Linked DNA regions of Homo sapiens: region 2 is linked to region 1. Evidence: chromatin contacts called from ENCODE Hi-C data. All regions are on one chromosome and are shown on one strand. Each heading gives the region's core, a stretch centred on a gene start or an enhancer-like site at or near the end of the contact. The rest is flanking DNA. Distances are from core to core; before and after follow the strand shown. Region 1 overlaps UBE3B (ubiquitin protein ligase E3B). Region 2 holds the start of TCHP (trichoplein keratin filament binding).

The links. Hi-C counts contacts between places; a loop is a spot of excess contacts on that map. Pooled maps may share reads with other maps.
Region 2: a loop to region 1 is called in a pooled map, with 7 times the contacts of the local background. The contact joins the promoter of TCHP here to the enhancer-like site in region 1. A Hi-C loop is called at or near these places in 5 of 50 pooled maps.

What each region holds. Positions count from the first base shown.
Region 1 is chr12:109,513,463-109,520,903 of GRCh38, forward strand. UBE3B (ubiquitin protein ligase E3B) reads left to right here. Exons shown (of 28, transcript NM_130466.4): 19 at 3,303-3,422. Among named protein-coding and RNA genes, the nearest start is that of UBE3B, 40 kb to the left of the region's middle. Within about 2 kb of position 5,454, at least 15 of the 41 ENCODE cell types and tissues checked have a DNase peak (open chromatin) inside an H3K27ac peak, as active enhancers do.
Region 2 is chr12:109,896,042-109,903,482 of GRCh38, forward strand. It overlaps TCHP (trichoplein keratin filament binding), which reads left to right and starts at 4,233. Exons shown (of 13, transcript NM_001143852.2): 1 at 4,233-4,385; 2 at 6,986-7,173. The coding sequence starts at 6,986. RefSeq lists enhancers at 3,956-4,796, 4,797-5,637 and a silencer at 4,454-4,563.

The sequences.
Region 1 (7,441 bases), core at 4,204-6,703:
ATATTTCAAAGTATGTGCATTTGTAAAATACAGCAACTGAGGTCTTAGGACATAAATATTTGGGACCTAACTACCTAGTAAAAAGGACTGCTAGGGATTTCTTTTGGCCTAGGAGTACCATGAAAAAAGTTACTGCAGTGATAGAGGTGCTGTGAATAAGAAAGTCAGGGAACCGCTGAGATAAATTGGAATGACTTTTAAGTCCAGGGTATATAGTAATCCCCACATTTTTTTTTTCTTTTGGGAATTTTGCTTAAATATGTCATCAAGGTTGTTTGTCCTTAGTTCATAAAATGTCCTCCCTCAGGAAAATGGGGCCCTCGTCATCTCCTGCCCCTTCCTGCTCCGTGATTGCAGGTCCTGGGGGAGTATCTAAGGCTTGGTGTTTTCAGAGCAGATGGGCTGTCTTGTTGCCCCTCCGCCCATCTCAAGCTTCAAGCTCCCCTTAGTGGCATGTGTGCTGCCCTCTGCCATTGAAATATTCTTGCTGGAGTACACAGGAGGGTAATAGGCTCTCTCTGCTCTGTTACCATTATACCATCTGCCCTAAATGTTGAACCTCTCCCTTGTTCTCGATTTCACTATAATGCCTTTCTTGTTTTCCTTAACATTTGTTAAAGCCTCAGCTCTGCCTGGCTCACGTGCACAGCACTTCATTTTCTGCACCCTCTTACATCGCTTTTACCTGTTTATGTGTGACTCATCCCCTGGCTGGCCCTTAAGTCCTCTCTGCCTTTTGTGTTTACCCAGAAGGCCTAAGAGGTGTGGAGTGGGCAGAGGCTTTGTAGTATGGGGGCTGTGTCTGGGCTTTGGATTTCATTCCATCCCCCTGCCCACCAACTGTGTAGCCTTGGGTGAGTAAGGTCTTCATCTGTAGAATGGGGAGAATGATCCGTACCCAACTGTCCACTGCAGTCGCTGAGGTTGCCCAGCCCTTGCAGCCTGGATAAGCTTGCCTCAGACTTTCTTCCATGCCCCATAGAAATCCAGAGCCCTGTCCAGGCTTTCTGTGGTCACTTCTGTCTCTTTAGTTCTGTTTCTGTGTCTTCTGCTATCTCCACCCCATACTGGATTGACCCAGATGTAACTCGCCTTCCGCCTGTGTATCACCAAACAGCACCCCTTCAGGTGGTCATGCCAAAGATTTGGGGTCATAGGAAGTAGTTGTGTCACAAACTACACGACTCCACATGACAAACACCTGTTCTCAAAAGTCCTACAGTTCCCCTGCCATGGAGGGGAGAGGTAGGAGCACCCTTCATTCCTATCACCAGCCTCCCTCCCTGTGTCCCCAATCTGTCCCCTCTCTTCTGCATGGCCCTGGAACCTCTCAGGGCTTTTGGTTCTACTCAGAGCACGTCAGTCCTGTCACGTCTAGATCTGTCAACCAGCCTCAGCAAGATGCTTCACTGAACAGTAGTTCCTCCACTCAGTACCATCCCCTTTCTTCTTCTTTTTTTTTTTTTATTAAGACAGAGTCTCGCTCTGTCGCCCAGGCTGGAGTGCAGTGGCGCGATCTCAGCTCACTGCAAGCTCCACCTACCGGGTTCACGCCATTCTCCTGCCTCAGCCTCCCGAGTAGCTGGGACTACAGGTGCTCGCCACCACGCCCAGCTAATTTTTTGTATTTTTAGTGGAGACGGGGTTTCACCGTGTTAGCCAGGATGGTCTCGATCTCCTGACCTCATGATCCGCCCGCCTAGGCCTCCCAAAGTGCTGGGATTACAGGCGTGAGCCACCGCGACTGGCCCATCCCCTTTCTTCTTAAGGGGCTGTTGGTCATTGCTTTTTTTGTTACAATCATATTTGCCTAATAGAGTTAACATAATAATTAAATGAAAATATACTAGCACCCACTGGTATATAGTATTTCCTGTTGTTGTTACTATTATTACTGTTTTTTTGTTGTTGTTGTTGTTGTTTTGAGACAGAGTTTCACTCTTGTTGCCCAGGCTGGAGTGTGATGGTACGATCTTGGCTCACCACAACCTGCGCCTCCCAAGTTCAAGCGATTCTCCTGCCTCAGCCTCCCGAGTAGCTGGGATTACAGGCATGTGCCACCACGCCCAGCTAATTCTATATTTTTAGTAGAGTTGGGGTTTCTCCCTGTTGGTCAGGCTGGTCTCGAACTCCCGACCTCAGGTGATCCACCTGCCTCGGCCTCTCAAAGTGCTGGGATTACAGGCGTGAGCCACTGTGCCCAGCTGTTACTGTTCTTATTTGTATTTAATAAAGTTCTTGACTTTGGGGGAGATTCCCATTTTTAAAAAAACAGCTGTGGTTAGATTTATGTATTCATTCAGCTGACTTGATTTAAATGGTATTAGGGTGCTGATTCTTGAGCCCAGGATGGGGCAAAGAGTCATGCTCTTTCTAAATAGGTTTAGCAGAATCTTAAGAATAAGGAGAGAGGGTTCCTTTCAAGCAGTAATTGAGAAATATTACTGGTGGGACTGTGGTGGGCTTGAAGGCACAGAGGAGGCAGGTTGAAAGGTCAGGGAGCTTTATACTGTAGGGTCATTTTTAAATTTTCTGACAGTAGGAAAAGTTATCTTTGAATTATTTTTGTTCTTAGGATTCATAATATTGATTTCCCTTAAAGCAGGCACAGCTAGATAAAGAAGGCTCTGTAACTTGTTCTGCCACCAAGTTTTTATAGTGGATTATTGACTGAATGAGGAGGATTTTCTTTTTTCTTTTTTTTCTTTTTTTTTTTTTTTTTTTTTTGAGACAGAGTCTCACTCTGTCCCCCAGGCTGGAGTGCAGTGGCACGATCTTGGCTCACTGTAACCTCTGCCTCCTGGGTTCAAGTGATTCTCCTGCCTCAACCTCCCAAGTAGCTAGGATTACAGGTGCATGCCACCACACCCAGCTAATTTTTGTATTTTGTATTTAGTAGAGACGAGGTTTCACCATGTTGGCCAGGCTGGTTTTGAACTCCCGACCTCAGGTAATCCGCCCACCTGGGCCTCCCAGAGTGCTGGGATTACAGGCGTGAGCCCCCACGCCCAGCCTTGAGGAGGATTTTCTCGTGGGCCATTCCTAGCTGGACCCTAGCTGCAGCCAGACCACTCTTTCCGGAACGTTTTTTGCTTGTGTATTCAACAGTATTTCTAATTCCCACAAGTGTTCCAGGGAATGCTTCTGTTCTCACAGGACACTTCTAACTGGTAGCACATGTTAAGGCATCCCATTCTGCTTGCATCTCATCTAACTTCAGTTTCAGTCATTTTTGCAGAGTGTTTTTATGGAATCGTCAGTTTGCTGACCCTGTTTTCTGATCCCGCCTTTGTTCATTTTAGAGAGTTCTACTGTTTCGAACCATGGTTACCAAGGAGAAGGAGAAACTGGGGCTGGTGGAAACCAGCTCTGCCTCCCCGCATGTCACTCACATCACCATCCGCCGGTCCAGGATGCTGGAGGTGAGTGTGAAGCCTATGGAATCCTACCACAAGGAAGTGGGCCCTGCAACATGGAAGCTCTTTAGTGGACGGTCTCTGGCTTTTGAACTGTTCCTGTTACTCCTTGATCTGAAATTAAGGCTCTGGGAGCAGGAAAGGGGTCATTTGTCCTGTTGACTGCTCTGAACAGCTGCTTGGTTAAACATGTTCTCATTGCTGGAGACCCAGCAGTGTCTTCCTTTACCCCATGAGAGCTAGAGTATCCTGGGCTAGAGCATCCACCTCTTCATGTCCCTTTGAAATGAGGACAGGAGCTGCCAGTCACAGCGGCTGCACTAACACTCTCAGGTCTGTGCAAACTCCATTTGTCCCAGCAGGCACTTTGCTGAGACTCTCAACTGTGATTGTAGTATATAAGTGGAGTGGAGGTGTTACATTTACTGAGTTATGTAGAGAAATACTTTTATCACAGAGCCAGAAGTTCTTTGTAGACAGAAACTTACAAGATACCACTGAAGTGACCCACCTGAGCTAAATCCGTTGTCTGGAACTACCACTATACGGTGACTCCATGTAAATTAGAGATAGGTACCCAGTCCTCATATGTCAGAAAATTGTCACAATACATTGGTTTTGTTGGTACAAGACCGTGCCTCCAATCTGCTGGAACATGGTTGTCATAAACTTAACTACCTACGATGTCTGTGTTATCCATGCCACAGCCTCCCCTGGGCTTGTATAGTGCACAGCCTACCCATACATGCTCATCCTGCCAGCGATAGAATTGGTGACTGAGCCACAGTCCCCATTCCCTGGAGAGGCTTGGCTTCATTTATTTGCCATGTTTGCACTTCAGACCTTTTTATCACACTCCAGCTGCAGTTCCCCATGAGCCTGTCCTGTAGTGTAGGACAGTCACGGGATCCCCTGAAGTATGTGGCCAGATAGCCACCCCCACCAGCAGATGGCTTCTGGCAGCAGCTGTTCCTCCTCACGTGTCTTCATTTTCTCCCTCGGTGCATCGTACCTTGTTTGTGTCACTCCTTACTGGAGAGCTTGTTTGAGTGCCCCTGGCCACTGGTGATCAATGCCGAGAGCTGCTAGGAAGGCAGTGTGTGCTGAACAGTGGATGTTTCTGACATTCTTCAAGGTAGGCATAAGGAATTGAAGGGCCCACTGGGCCCTGCAGGCCATGTGAAGGAGTAAAGCTGGCTGAGTGGGTCTCATTACAGGAGCATTCTGTTTGCGTGCTAGACATATAGAAATAATCTCCACTTCTGCGCCCTCCTGTTCTTGAAACAGCCCTCTTGGTCTGTGTAGCTCTACTTGAGAAAAATAGCCCCCACGAGTGAGTTGATAAATGGCAACTGACACCCAGCCTCAGTGTTGGGGAGCAGTTGGAAGCACGTGCCTCCCCAGAAGAGGCCACCGCCACTCAGCTCCTCCAGACCTGCCATGTGACGAGGTGGGCTCCATAACGCTCTTGAGTTTTTAAGAGAAGGCCAAAATTCAGATCTTCCATGTTGTGAACTAATTGAACTCTGTAAAGTGCCTAGAAAGTCAGATAACACCTGTCTTTCCACCAAATTCAACCTGTGGGCCACCCATTTGCAACCTCTGCTTTTGATTCAGAAAAAGCCCAATTGTGTGGTAGGGACTCCCTTTCTAGCACTTCCCTCTGCAGACCCAGATGCATCTCCCTTGTCTCTAGAAATCCTCAGCCCCACTACCCATCACGCCTACCCAGACGTGGCCAGCACCCACCCATGGGAAGAGTCTGGGGTGGTATAGATTGCAGTATCTCCTGAGAGTGGCAGAATCCGACTCCCTTCACAAATATCATTGCTTATTGGAAATTCACTTGACATCCCAGTTACTCTGGCCCTACTTTTTAAAGCATATCCCTCAGGGATGGCAAAAGAGATGTCTGTCTTAGGCTTTAGGCAAAGTCCCTTTTCCTCTTTACTTTCCACTGGAGAAGGGGAGAGGGTTGTTCATTGTTATCCCAGTTGTCGTAATCTGGTGGCTTGGTTATTAGAATATGAGAGCCCAGGGGCCTTTGCTGGATTTGGACACAAGGGGGCGTCAGTAAGCTGATCTCAGACTCATGCTCTCCTGGGCATTGTTTCCTTTTTTATGGTTAGTATTGAGGGCTATGCTTCTCTATTAGGCTTCCAGATATTAAAGTCCTGTAGGAAGGCTCTTCTTCCCAGAGGGTGAGTTTGGGCTGGAACTCTAGTATTCAGAACCGGAAGGATCCTCAAACATACTCTTACCCAGTCCTTTCCCCTGTCTCTGTCAAAGGCAGAACTGAGGCCAGAGAACTTCAGTCAAGGTCACTTGGATATCAGTGATAGAGCTGGGCCTGGAAGCCAGGCATCCCTTTTCTAGCTCAGTATTCCCTGTGTGTGCATGTTGAGATGCAGTGAAGAAGAGGAACGCTGACTCACATTCACCTCCCAAGAGGCATGGATATAATCCTCGCATATCCACGCCAGTTCCCAGAAGGCAGGAAATGTATCACAAGAGGCAGTCCCCTCTAAACGTTTAAACAAAGAGGCTGGTGTGGAGCTGATCAAGCAAGACTGAGATTTGAATCCAGTAAACGCTCCTTGAGCTAGGCCATGTGCCACTTGCTTTCACATGTACCATCCCATTTCATCCACATAACCACAAACGCATCTACTAATGCGTGTGAAGGCTGGGGAGGCATAATTTTAAAGCAGGTTGGAGGAACTCCTGCAGGCAGACAGGAACTTGATGGAATTCTCCATCCGTTCTCATCTCAGTGCCAAGATAATTATCTTAAATTTAGGCAGAATGGTTTAAATGCTGTTACAGCTGCCTGTTGACTTCCTGTTTCTCCCTTTTGTCATCTAACTTAATGATTCTCAAACTTTATGTACATAAAAAGTCCTTCTCAGGTTTGCCTCCACAAAACTGTGCTCCTGTTCCCACATGTGACTTAGGGGTCTTGAGAGGTAATTTTCCCTTGCCCACTAACTTTGAAGCCTAACCCCTGAATCGGGGCACCATAGGATAGTCCTTTGGGGATCACTGGGTGAACATGGCAGGAAGGCAGCAAGGGTTCCCCAAAACAGGTCTCGCCACACTGGCATACTGCTCGTTTGCTTTGTGATGAGGGGACCAGACGGCAGCCGAGTGGATGCTGTGGAGACAGCCTGTCTAACCTGCGAAGCATGTGACAGTGTTACAGTTGTAGCTGAAAGGGAGAAATGTGGCATGGCCTTCATAGGACAGCAGGGTTGATTGGTCACTTGTTCCATCACAGTGTCTGAAGACATCAGTTTCACCTGGTGATTGGGCCTCTCAAGTCGGGCCAACAGACTCTTCCCTGGGCCCTGTGCTGTTCAGCACTGTTTTTATAGTCACTGCTCTGAAATAAAAACCTCAGCACCCCAAGTACTAGGAATGCATTAGATGATGGAACCAGAAGCCAGGAAGGCCTCAACAGATTAGAATCAAGAGACAAACTAAACAGATGATTTAGTAGGAGAACTCCAAAGTTGTGGTTCTGGGGCTGTGCATGTTGAGGTCTGGATGGAGTAGATGTGCTGAATGGCTGTGTCCTAACAGAGCTGACCACCAGCCAGAAGTCCAGGCCCAGCACCACCCCCACATCTCGGTCTCTGCTCCCTGCGTTGATCCCTGCCATCCACCTGCTCTGCTGCCAATAGAAAGATCTGACAGAAAGTCAGCCCTGTTACTCTTTGCCTAAAACCTTCTGCAGCTCCCATTACCTTCAGGATGTCCCCTAAATTCCTCAGCATGACTTGCAGGCACTTCATGATTGGGAAGGCAGCGGGAGATGAGGGGTGATGGGTAATTCTTTTCATTTTACAGTGTTCTGTAGGTTTGATTTTTTTTTTTTTTCTTTTTTCTTTTTTTTACCATGAGCTAAAGATACTCTTAGCATTGAGAGAGAGAGAAATGTATCTTGTCCCGGTTTCTTTCATCCTTTGTCTGATGGCCAGGAGCTTGTCATGACTCATTTTGTCTAACTTCCCCATCTCACTGCT
Region 2 (7,441 bases), core at 2,983-5,482, 380 kb after region 1:
GTTCAAGTGATTCTCTTGCTTCAGTCTCCTGAGTAGCTGGGACTACAGGCACGCACTACCACACCTGGCTAATTTTTGTATTTTTGGTGGAGATGGGGTTTCACCATGTTGCCCAGGCTGGTCTCGAACTCCTGACCTCAAGTGATCCATCCGCCTTGGCCTCCCAGAGTGCTGGCATTACAGGCGTGAGCCACTGTGCCCGGCCGCAGGCCTCTTTTAAGAGCTACACTTGCAAGCCACAAGCTCCCAGAAAAACACACTGAAGAGGGATTCACAGTCTCAGAGGTTTGTTGTAAATCCTGGCTTTTATAGTCTTTGCTGTGTGACCTCAAGAGAGTTGATTCACCTCTCTGAGCCTCAGCGCCCTCATCTGCAAAATGGGGGCAGGAACAAACTCCTCCCAGGTTGGAGGGAGGCTTAAATGAGATAATATATCTCAAAGCACCTGGCACATAGCAGGTGTTCAAGAAATGCTCGTTCCTTTTCTTCTTTTTGCTTTCTCTTAACACCATAGATTCCTTTTTCCTTTGGAGGAGAAGAAAGTACTCAAAATAGGGGATCCATTCACTTTTTCATTCTCAACACAAATATTGATTGAGGCCGGGCATGGTGGTTCATGCCTGTAATCCCAGCGCTTTGGGAGGTTGATGCCTGAGGTCAGGAGTTCAAGACCAGCCTGGGCAACATGGCAAAACCCCAACTCTACTGAAAAAAAATACAAAAATTAGCCGGACGTGGTGGCGGGCACCTGTAATCCCAGCTACTTAAGAGGCTGAGGCAAGAGAATTGCTTGAACCTGGGAGGCAGAGGCTGCAGTGAGCCAAGTTCGCACCACTGCACTCCATCAGCCTGGGTGATAGAGTGAGACTCTGTCTCAAATATATATATAGATAGATATAGATATATAGATAGATAGATAGAGTGCTTACCACATACAAGGCATGGCATGGGGAATGCAGCAAGGAACACGATGATCCCTGCTCTTGTGTTGCAGCAAGAGGGCTTAGGCACTGGGATCAGGCAGAACTGGTTTCAAATCATGGCTCAACCACCTATCAGCTGCGGCTCCTCAGGCAAGCCATGCCACCTTTTCGAGGCTTAGTTTAGGCAATTCTAACATGGGGGCAATAAGATATCTCATAGAATGCCCAAGAGGAGCAAAGGAAAAGGCACTTGTAAAGTTGCTTAATAGCGACAGCCAGCAGCTGTGTAATCAAGAGGTTCAGAGTTGAACTGTGGGGGCCGGTGAGGATGTCTGGCCAGCAAAAGAGAATGGAGGCTGTAATCTGGGGACTTCAGGCTTCCAGGATCAGGCCACTTAGGAATGGTTGCCCTCCGGCATGCTGGTCGAGCCCTAAGCCCTAAAGTTCTGCTAGTGGAGCTTATCTGGTCATTATACAGATGAGGAAACTGAGGCCCAGAGAGTGGAAAGGCCTTGCCCAAGAGGCACAAAATCAGGATCAGGTCTCCCTTACCTTGCCCCAACTCACATATTTCTTTTTCTTTTCTTTTCTTTCTTTCTTTCTTTTTTTTTTTTGAGACAGGGACTCCCTCTGTTGCCCAGGCTGGAGTTCAGCGGTCAGATCTCGGCTCACTGCAACCTCTGCCACCTGGGTTCAAGTGATTCTCATGCCTCAGCCTCCCGAGCTGGGATTACAAGTGCATGCCACCACACCTGGCTAATTTTTGTATTTTTAGTAGAGACAAGGTTTCGCCACGTTGGCCAGGCTGGTATCGAACTCCTGACCTCAAATGATCCACCTGCCTCAGCCTCCCAAAATACTAGGATTACAGGCGTGAGCCACCACGCCTGGTCCAATTCATGTGTTTATGAAGTTCCTGTCGACAGACATTTATGTGTTGGTCTCCTTTGTTGGGTGGGCATCTCTGCTAAGTGACTGCAGTGGGCTGCTGCCACCCCTCTGCACTGGGGACACAACATGAAAGAGTGGCCATGAATTTGCCCAAGGGGGTAGGGATTAATGGGAGGGAAACTTGAGGACTCTTATGCACGCAGTGGGACAGACCCTGATTAAACAGGTGCCAACTAAAGGGGGATGTGAAGGAAGGCTCAAGTTTGGGCTCACCTGGGATGCACTGGATGCTCTACTCCTGGGCATGCTCCATTTATTCTCACACGGGCAACCCTAGAAAGCTGCACTATTTTTTGTTTTGCTTTGTTTTTTGAGACAGAGTCTTGCTCTGTTGCCCAGGCTAGAGTGCAGTGGCATGATCTTGGCTCACTGCAACCCCCGTCTCCTCGGTTGAGGCGATTCTCCTGCCTCGGCCTCCCGAGTAGCTGGGACTACAGGTGCCTGCCACCACGCCCAGCTAATTTTTATATTTTTAGTAGAGACGGGGGTTTCACCATGTGGCCAGGCTGGTCTGAAGCTCCTGACCTCAAGAGATCCGCCAGCCTTGGCCTCCCAAAGTGCTGGGATTACAGGCATGAGCCACCAGGCCCGGCCTGAAAGTTGCTCTATTTTTACTCTCATTCCATGGACTAGGAAGCTGAGGCACAGACAGATGAAGTGACCTGCCCAAGACTACACCAGCATGGTATAGCTTGAAACCTGGGCGTTCTGACTGTAGAGACCATGTTTTGAGACAGGGTCTCACTCTGTCACTCAGGCTGGAGTGCAATGGTGTGATCACGGCTCACTGCAGCCTCCTTGTCCTGAGCTCAAGTGATCCTCCCACCTCAGCCTCCCAAGTTGCTAGGACTATAGGTGTGCACCACCACAGCCTGCTAATTTTATTTATTTATTTATGTATTCATTTATTTATTTAATTTGGAGGTGGAGTCTCACTTTGTCACCCAGGCTGGAGTGCAGCAGCGCAATCTTGGCTCACTGCAACCTCTGCCTCCCAGGTTCAAGCGATTCTCCTGCCTCAGCCTCCCGAGTAGCTGGGAGTATAAGCATCTGCCATCATGCCCGGCTAATTTTTGTATTTTTAGCAGAGACGGGGTTTCATCATGTTGGCCAGGCTGGTCTTCAACTCCTGACCTCAGGTAATCCACCCTCCTGGGCCTCCCAAAGTGCTGGGATTACAGGCGTAAGCCACTGAACCCAGCTGAGGCCATGATGCTGCATCCAGGAAAAACAGAGATGAATAAAGAATGGAGAAATGAAGGGAAGAAGAAATGAAAGAATGGGAAAATGAAAGAAAAGAGAACAAACAAGTATTTTTCTTCATTTTCTTTTTAATGGAATAGTTGGCATGTAATACTTGTAGCACACGAGTTATAAAACATACTAATAGAATGAACACTTTTGAACTCACCACCAATATAAGACTATAATAGAAAGTTATCGGCCGGGTGCAGTGGCTCACTCCTGTAATCCTAGCACTTTGGGAGCCTGAGGCAGGCGCATCACGAGGTCAGGAGATCGAGACCATCCTGACCAATATGGTGAAACCCCATCTCTACTAAAATACAAAAAATTAGCTGGGCGTGGTGGCGTGCGCCTGTAGTCTCAGCTACTCGGTAGGCTGAGGCAGGGTAATCGCTTGAACCCGTAAGGCGGAGGTTGCAGTGAATCGAGATCACGCCACTGCACTCCAGCCTGGCGACAGAGCAAGACTCTGTCTCAAAAAAATAAAAAAGTTACCAATAACTTCCATCTACTTATGCCAGCAGGCCTCTGCCCAAGTTGTACATTGAACACACCTGGGGAATTTTGGAAAACACTGATACTCTCAGATGGGATTTGGGGTTTGGTTTGGGCATCTGGATTTTTTAAAGGTATCTGGATTTTTTCTTCTTTTTTTTGAGACAGTGTCTGGCTCTGTCACCCAGGCTGGAGTGCAGTGGCACAGTCATGGCTCACGGCAGCCTCGATCTCCTGGGCTCAACTGATCCTCCCGCCTCAGTCTCCCGAGTAGCTGGGACCACAAGTCCCACCATGCCCGGTTAAGTTTAAAAAATTTTTTAGAGACAGGAGTCCCTCTGTGTTGCCCAGGCTGGTATCTGGTGATTCTCACGCGCAGCCAGGTTTGAGGACCACTGACTTACATTCTCTTCCCCCTGGTTTCCACCTTCACCTTCACGTGATGGTAACCACCATCCTGAAATACGTGTAGTGCATGGACGGATTCTTTGCCTCCATGCTTCCCTATTTCAAGGAGCAGCGACGTTTGCTATTTATCTCCCGCTGGCCACGACGGGGCACCAGAGAAAAACACAGGCTCCCTACGCGCTGAAGGAGGCTTGGCCCTTGCGACGCTCCGTCGTCGGGCTCGTTGCCGGTGCAAACAGGGAGGAAACAGCCGGCGTTGCTGTAGCGCGTCTGGGAATTACACCGGGGGACTGGCCGGCCCGCTTCGTGCCTGCGGGAAGTCGGGCCGGGGGACTCTTCGGAAACTCCGAGCCTCAGAGAAATGTGAGTCGGAGGGTTGGACTAGGCCGGATCCGGCGTTAGGGCGGGGGCCCGCAGGCGGCCCGCGCGGGCGGGAACCGGGGCGGCAGTCAGCGGGCGCGAGCTCAGGGCGCCTCCGGGGTCCTCACTGCGCTCCCCACGCGCTGTGACCCCATTTGTTGCACGTGCATGTTCAGGTCGAGAGAGGGATGCGACGTGTTCGGGGAGCAGCCCACCTTGTGGGTGGCCAATCCGGGACGGGAATCTTAAACTTTTAACTCTTGGTGCAAAGACTGATCCACTGGCGGCTTTACGGGAGCGGGAAAAAAGTATGTGAAGCTTGCCACGGTCTCGAGACCGAGGTCACACGTTAGCAGCCTGCCGGCTACATTTGGACCATAGACGCAGAGTGTTTGCCCCCAAAACTGGAGGACCTCCAGAATGAGATTCTTGGCGTGCACCAGGCCTTTTCGCTCATTCAGCCGGCGTTCCTACCCAGGCACTGCATCGACCCTACACTTGAGGACAGCTTTTGGGTCAGGGGAATTGGTGCCTGGAGTGAGACTGCTCTCTGCTTTCAAGGCTCCAGCTGTATCCCTACATTGCTCAGGCAATTCCTCTCTCTAGGTCTCAGCTTCTTCATCTGCAAGATGAAAGGTCTGTCCTCCATGGTAGCCCAACATACTTCCGAGTGTTATTATCAGTCCCCTCCCCGGGGACTGCCAGAGCCAGGGCAGGTTGGTCCCAACAGGCAGCCCCTTGCAGCAGAGAGAGCCTGGGCTCTGGTCTCAGACGGACATGAATTAGGAACCCAGCTTGTTTATCTCCTTTACTTCCTGGCTCTGTGATCCTGAGCAAATCACTTTGTAATGCTTAACGTTGTTTTTACTAACCTTGTTTTTTAATGCCTTACCTTGTTTTTACTAACCTTGCTTTTAGACTCTTTTTTTCCCCTTAATCACCTAGCCTTGTTTCCACATGAATTAGCTCTCCCTTAGTTGAGAAAGCCGGATGAACTCCATCTGGTTCCCTCATTTACAAGACATCAAGGACTCCTTACCCACCCCTTTCCTCAAGGAGTTAACTTGTGTAAGCAGAATCTCAACATATCAAAGAGTCCAATTAACTGATAAGGTACTGAAACAAGCAATGTACGAAGTTCCCAGGATTTTGCTCAAAAGATAACACCATAAAACCTTGAGTTGGTGTCGGGCAGAGCACCCATATCTAACATTTTATGAAAGATTTAGAGCCCCTGCACCTGGAACTGTTGTTTCTCTGTAACCATTTGTCTTTTAATTGTTTCTCTGTGACTCTTTGTCCTTTTAATTTTTGCATGTTTTTACTTATGTAGAATTGTTGCATCTGAGCTCCCCTCCCCTTCCTAAACCAAAGTATAAAGGAAAATCAAGCCCCTTCCTCGGGCCAAGAGAATTTATTAGCCGTCTCTTGGGCACTGGCTAAATAAAGGACTCTTAATTTCGTCTCAAACTGTGGCGTTTCTCTAACTCGCTCGGGTACAACAACTTTACCTCTTCAACGTAAGTTTCCTTACCTGCCAAATAGCGAGGTGATTGTAAGAATGAAAAAAAGTCATATGTATTGAGTGCTTGGCACATACATGTGTTCCTTACATTATTGTCTCTGTTTAAGCACAGCATAAATGCCCCCGATGTGCCTAGTCTAGCAATCTTAGGACAATCCCTGTGTCTGTCTGTTGTGTTCCTGGTGATGGCTGGCCCACAGCTGGGTGCACGCAGTCCAGAATTTTTTATGTTTTTGTTTTTTTGAGACAGAGTCTCACTGTCACCCAGGCTGAGTGCAGTGGCGCTATCATGGCTCGCTACAGCCGTGACCTCCTGGGCTCAAGCAATCCTCCTGCCTCAGCCTCCTGAGTAGCTGGGACTACAGGCGCACCACCACTCCTGGCTAATTTTTGATTTTTTATAGAGATGAGTCTCATGATGTGGCTGGTCTCCAACTCCCGGCCTCAAGTGATCCTCCTGCCTCAGCCACCCAAAGTGTTGGGATTACAGGCATGAGCCACTGTGTCTGGCTAAGGTTTATTTGTTTTGTTTTGTTGTGTTTTGAGATGGAGTCTTGCACTGTCGCCTAGGCTGGAGTGCAGTGGGACAATCTTGGTTCACTGCAACCTCCACCTCCTGGGTTCAAGTGACTCTCCTGCCTCAGCCTCCCAAGGAGCTGGGATTACAGACGCCCACCAGCACGCCTGGCTAATTTTTTGTATTTTTAGTGGAGACAGGGGTTTCACTATGTTGGCGCAGCTGGTCTCGAACTCCTGACCTCGTGATCTGCCCACCTTGGCCTCCCAAAGTGCTGGGATTACAGGCGTGAGCCACGGCAAATTTAAAAGGATGATTTGCAGCACTAGTGGCAGATCATTTTAAAAAATGCTGGTGCCTGGGCCCTACTAAGTTTTTTGATTGAATTAGTTTGGAGTGGGGCTCAGACACGGTTTTGTTTGTTTGTTTGTTTTAAAGTTCCACCAGTTGATTTCACTGTGCAGCCAAGGGGTGGTGACCACTCGTTAAAGGGATGAGGCCAAGCTGGTGAGGGTTCCTGGGATTTGCAGTGGCTCACTTTCCTCCCATTCCTGTTCTCAGATGGCGCTCCCGACGCTGCCGTCCTACTGGTGCAGCCAGCAGCGCCTGAATCAGCAGCTAGCACGACAGCGAGAGCAGGAGGCCCGGCTTCGGCAGCAGTGGGAGCAGAACAGCCGTTACTTCAGGATGTCTGACATCTGCAGCTCCAAACAGGCAGAATGGAGCTCTAAAACCTCCTACCAGCGGAGGTAATTGTGCGGTAACTGCCGATTGGATGGAAGTGGGGACCACTTGCTGGTCAGGGGATGAGGCCTTAAGGATTTAGGGAGCGTAGGATTTGCCAGGCAGTATGAATTACCTGCATGGTGATGTTTTTCCAGCTGGAAATGGAAAAAAAGATCATCAGTGCAGCCATACATTGGCATTGAAAAAGATAAAATGATGCAGAAGCATATGATAGAATTTGGAAGCCTGGTTGTAACCCCATATCCCCAGAGACAGCCACAGTTAACAGTC